2 separate regions of the Homo sapiens genome follow, and region 1 is linked to region 2. A link is a contact called in ENCODE Hi-C or POLR2A ChIA-PET data. All regions are on one chromosome and are shown on one strand. Each heading gives the region's core, a stretch centred on a gene start or an enhancer-like site at or near the end of the contact. The rest is flanking DNA. Distances are from core to core; before and after follow the strand shown.

Region 1 (2,700 bases), core at 108-2,607, 40 kb after region 2:
TGTTGAGAATGTCTGCTGAAAATCAGGGGGTAGAGGGCTAAGGGAGGCATGGTGTCAGTGTGGGGCCCACTCCTGCTCAGAGGGGCAAGAAGGGCTGTACTCTGAGGGTTCAGGTCTTCCCCTTGACTCCTACCTGGATTTTTTTTTTCTTTTTTTTTTTTTTTTTTGAGACGAAGTCTCGCATTGTCACCCAGGCTGGAGTGCAGTGTCACAATCTCAGCTCACTGCAACCTCCGCCTCCTCGGTTCAAATGATTCTCCGGCCTCAGCCTCCCAAGTAGCTGGGACTACAGGCGTGTGCCACCACGCCTGGCTAATTTTCACATTTTTAGTAGAAATGGGGTTTCCCCATGTTGTCCAGGCTGGTCTTGAACTCTTGACCTCAGGTGATCCACCGGCCTCAGCCTCCCAAAGTGCTGAGATTACAGGCGTGAACCACCACATCCGACCCCTACCTGTTTAATAAGAGTAATAGCCAACACTTCTTATGTGCCAGAGTCTATGCTAATCACTTTAAGTGAATCATTAGATTCTTATAATAATCTCTAGAGACAAATGCGTATTACTTTTTTATTAAACAAGGACACTGCTCAAGGTCACACAGCTACCCCATAACAGAAACAGGATTTGAACACAGTTCTCTCTGACTAATTACAGCCCATTTACAGTTAATTCAGTGGCGATATATTCTCCATGATAAATGTTAAGACTAAACCTTAATGATTTCATGTGCCATTTAAAACATCTTCTTATGTTCTGGGGTCATCTTTACTAAACGGTTTGGGCTTAAACTTAAAGTCTAGGTTAGGAACTCCTGTTGCTGCTCACAGTTCTTTGTACAGTACTGTCAAGGTGGTATAGGGTCTCAGTTCATTTTTTTTTTTTTTTTTTCTTTCATGAAACAGAGTCTTGCCGTGTTGACCAGGCTGCAGTGCAGGGGCATGATCACGACTCACTGCAGCCTTGACTTCCTGGGCTCAAGCCATCTTCCCCCCTCACAGGTTCATGCCACCATGCCTAGCTAATTTTTGTATTTTTTGTAAAGATGGGATTTCTGTATGTTGTCCAGGCTGGTCTCAAACTCCTGAGCTCACACGATCTGCTTACCTCGGCCTCCCAAGTGCTGGGATTACAGGTGTGAACCACAGCACCGTGGTCCTAATTCTTTTATCAGTAAAAAATATTAAAAACCATTGTCTCGTCAACAAACCCATGGTTTTAAAAAAATATCGTATCAACATGGTTTTTCTAAAACACTACTTGGACAAACATCTACAGTTTAGACTAAATCCTGGAAAGTTTGTAAGCTTGTGAAACAGGCACACACCTAGCGTGACAGACCTTTGAAGCTCTGATATGTGCAGGAGGTTTCTGAGGCTTCTGGTTTTATAACTGCTGTTGTTCTTTCTTTGATAGCTGAACAGGAAGACACCCAGAAGAAAGCCTTCACGTGCTGGATAAACTCACAGTTGGCCAGGGTAAGCAAATGAAGACCAAATTAGTTTATAAATCTATTTATTACTCCCCCTACTCCTTCTGTTTTGACCCCAAGGAGGCCATTAAAAAATGGTACTGGTGATGACAGGGAAAAGGTTGTGGAATGTCTTTTCTTGAAAGAATGTGCTAAAAGTTGTCTTGATCTTGTTTTGATGTATTTGTTACTCTTTCTCACACAGAAAAAAAGGGACTTTTGTTGAGGATATGGGACAGTGCTATAAAAATATTTAATCACATCTCTTTCATCAAGTGAAGTAATAGTAATACTGATTTGCATATAATAAATGTTATATATTAGAAACTGTCCTAAACTCTTTAAGTGTAATGATTATGACAACTCCTGACAAATAATTTCACGACATCCCTATGAAATAGATAGTAATATACCTTTTTAAAGGTCAAGGAAACTTCAGTACAGAGAAGTTTTGTGACTTGCATGTGGTCACACAGCTTAAAAGTGATAGTGCTGGGATATGAACCCAGACAGTCTGGACTCAGTGGCCTTGATCATAATCACTGTGCCATCCTACCACACTGATGCTGAGTGTCTAGAGTAACCTAGATACACAATGAATGAGCCTCTTCTCACAGACCACACACTGTTTTTTTCTCTGTCCATTTCAACACGATGCTTGTAATTCTAAGAAAGGGTAAATACATAAGCAGGTTACTCCAGAAATGTAATCTGCTTTCCAGATGGGTCACTAGCGACTGATTCTAAAAGTCTTTAATGCCACTTGTGTGCACAGGTTTTAAGCTCTCAGTGAAAGCTCCACGCAGAAAGGGTGTTGTGTTACAGGAAATTAGCCATAAGATAAATTAAATTCGCTACTTTTCTTACGTTTTGATATGAATCTTTGCATGTTCTCTCTCATTCTCTTAATTAAGAAGAAAGTCATTACTGAATTTTAGTTTTTCACAAAGCACATTTATGAGATTCTTAAAGGTATTCTTTTTGGACCAAAGTTTGAATGATTATTTTTCTTGTGACCTTCTGCAGCACACTTCTCCCTCAGTTATATCCGACCTATTCACAGACATTAAAAAGGGGCATGTCCTCCTGGATCTGCTAGAAGTACTTTCTGGGCAACAGTTGGTAAGATTTTTAAATGACACTGAGAAACTTTCTGTTGACTTAAAAAATATGTATTTCATTTTTTCTGAGTAATATATTTGCTTGAATTTCACAGCCTCGGGATAAAGG
Region 2 (2,700 bases), core at 1-2,500:
ATCATCCTAACCATTTTTAAGTGGTATTAATTGCTGCTGGTGGATTCACATTGTTGTGTAACCATCACCACCATCCATTTCCAGAACTCTTTTCATTTTGTGAAACTGAAACTATATATTCATTAAACAATTAAAAGTTAATTAAAATAGTTAACTCTCCATTCCCTGGCAGCACCATTCTACTGTCTGTCTCTATAAAGTTTGATGACTGTAGGTACCTTATGTAAGTGGAATCAGACAGCATTTGTGGAAAATTTTCTGATTATGTGTTGATTTCACATTTGTGAATGTCAGGTTTTTTAGCTTTGGAAGTTTTCATCCTTAAGTTTTTTTTTTTTGAGATGGTGTCTTGCTCCGTGTGTGTAAGTGGAGTGCAGTGTCACGATCTCAGCTTACTGCAACCTCCGCCTCCTGGGTTCAAGCAATTCTTCTGTCTCAACCTCCCAAGTAGCTGGGACTATAGGCGCCTGCCACCACACCCAGCTAATTTTTGTATTTTTAGTAGAGACAGGGTTTCACCTTGTTGGCCAGGCTGGTCTTGAACTCCTGACCTCAGGTGATCCACCTGCCTTGGCCTCCCAAAGTGCTGGGATTACAGGCATGAGTCACTGTGCCTGGCCCTGTTTGTTAGTTTTTTTGAGACAGGGTCTTGCTCTGTCACCCAGGCTGGAGTGCCGTGGCGCAATCATGGCTTATTGCAGCCTTGACCTCCTGGGCTCGGGTGATCCTCCTGCCTCAGCCTCCCAAGTAGCTGGGACTACAGGCACACACCACCATGCCTAGCTAATTTTTGTATTTTTTGTAAAGATGGGGTTTTACCATGTTGCCTAGGCTGGTCTAGAACACCTGGTCTCAAGTGATCCTCTTGCCTTGGCTTCCCACAGTGCTGGGATTACAGGCGTGAGCCACTGTGCCTGAGTGTTTTCACTCTTTGTTCTAGTATGGTGACTAGCTTTTAATTTTTACTGCTGATTAAGAAATAGGATAATCCCTATAAATGTATTTCACAGATTATAATAAATACCATTTATATACTGTGTAGTATATTTCTTAATAGTATTTAATAAATGTTAATTGTTGTCATTTTTAGTTTCATGAGTGTTTTCCTTGAATTCCAGCAACCACCTTAAACAAGAAGTATTATTCCCATTCTACAGCAGTGGATACTGAAGTTCAGAGCATCTGGGACTAGGTCAGGGCCAGCGGAAGGCTCTTTTAGGGAAGTGGCTACATTTCCTCAGGATGTTCTGATCATGGGTTAAGTGGGTGGTTTCTCACCACAGTTGGTATTGGTTGGTGACACTGCTTTGTTGTGAGATTGCAAGCCCAGTGGCATCATGATTTGAGAATTGCTACATTTTTGTTTTCCAAAAGTGTAATGCATAGATAGGTGTATTAGTTTGTTTTCACGCTGCTGATAAAGACATACTTGAGACTGGGAAGAAAAAGAGGTTTAATGAACTTAAACTTCCACATGGCTGGGGAGGCCTCACAATCATGATGGAAGGGAAGGAGGAGCAAGTCACGACTTACATGGATGGCAGCAGGCAAAAAGAGAGCTTGTGCAGGAAAACTCCCCCAATAGTAACCATCAGATCTCATGAGACTCATTCACAATCATGAGAACAGTGCAGGAAAGACCCACCGCCATAATTCAATCACCCCCCACTAGGTTCCTCCCATGACACGTGGGAATTGTGGGAGTTAAAATTCAGGATGAGATTTGGGTGGGGACACAGCCAGACCATATCATAGGATTGGTTGTTCTGGCATTTGTGTGGTGTCATTAGAAGAATAAAGTGCCCAGGAGGAGGGAATAGAGTGGATCTTACAAATCACCTGACCTGGAAATATGCACCAGTTGCTTCTAGTCAAATGATGATTACAGGATAAATAATAAGGGGAAAAGTTAATGGGAAAAAGATGAACAAATTTATTGCAGTGTTTCACCAACTTTCTGCTGTGAGCTTGTAAGTGGACTGTCAATTGCTAGGAATAGCTCTACAATTTAACTGATAAAGGAGAAGATCCTTCCACATTCCTAGGTGGACTATAAATAACAGAGTACAGCTGAAGAATGGAAAAAGAACAGGAGAGACACCCCAGGGAAAATGCTGGCTTTAAAATCACTCTGTTAAAGAAATAACGTGAATGCTACATCTGTTATGATATACCTTCTGGTCAACCTTTAAAGATAGGACAGATGCTTCTTCCTCACCATTGACAGAGTGGTTTTTCAGTTAGACTGGCAGGGCTTGTTAACAAACTGTCTACTAATGAGAAAACGGAAAGCTGTTGAGCTACCAAAAAGACTTTGGGAGTAGTTTTTAGAAATTTCTGACACACTCAGAGAATTTAAAAAATATTTCATTTTTGTCAAGAGAGTATTTTTCTCCTTGTTATGAAGACATAGATGTACAGGTTCTATTGAATATGGAATGAAGAACTGAACCTGAACTAATAATACCTTATTCTCATTTTGCTGTCATTTCATTAAAATAAAAGCCAAATTGTTATTTCAGTAGAAATATGCATCTGTCATTTAAAATTTTAAAAACGCAGATAAAAAGAAAATAAAAATCACCCATAATCCCTTTCATTTCGGATACTCTCTATTAAAATTTCATCTTTTAGTTGAAAAAAACCAGAGTAAATGCCAAGATTTCTTTAAAAAAGGGAAACTCACTAGTGTTTTGAGGT

Evidence for each region. A loop is a pair of places that touch in the nucleus more often than their neighbours do. ChIA-PET counts read pairs that join two places held with the same protein, here RNA polymerase II (POLR2A). Pooled maps may share reads with other maps.
Region 1: a map of CD8-positive, alpha-beta T cell shows a loop between it and region 2 (2.3-fold over the local background). The contact joins two enhancer-like sites. A Hi-C loop is called at or near these places in 10 of 168 maps with a recorded cell type or tissue (CD4-positive, alpha-beta memory T cell, CD8-positive, alpha-beta T cell, DLD1 and 6 more), 1 of 37 single-sample maps with no recorded cell type and 8 of 50 pooled maps. POLR2A ChIA-PET finds 5 or more read pairs at or near these places in 14 of 52 experiments (CD4-positive, alpha-beta T cell, CD8-positive, alpha-beta T cell, GM12878 and 8 more).

The regions. Positions count from the first base shown.
Region 1 is chr14:63,939,199-63,941,898 of GRCh38, forward strand. SYNE2 (spectrin repeat containing nuclear envelope protein 2) reads left to right here. Exons shown (of 116, transcript NM_182914.3): 3 at 1,416-1,477; 4 at 2,497-2,592; 5 at 2,687-2,700. Among named protein-coding and RNA genes, the nearest start is that of SYNE2, 88 kb to the left of the region's middle. Within about 2 kb of position 1,358, at least 3 of the 41 ENCODE cell types and tissues checked have a DNase peak (open chromatin) inside an H3K27ac peak, as active enhancers do; they include CD8-positive, alpha-beta T cell, where a contact is called at or near this core.
Region 2 is chr14:63,898,882-63,901,581 of GRCh38, forward strand. The region is part of intron 1 of SYNE2 (spectrin repeat containing nuclear envelope protein 2); the gene reads left to right. Among named protein-coding and RNA genes, the nearest start is that of SYNE2, 47 kb to the left of the region's middle. Within about 2 kb of position 1,251, at least 3 of the 41 ENCODE cell types and tissues checked have a DNase peak (open chromatin) inside an H3K27ac peak, as active enhancers do; they include CD8-positive, alpha-beta T cell, where a contact is called at or near this core.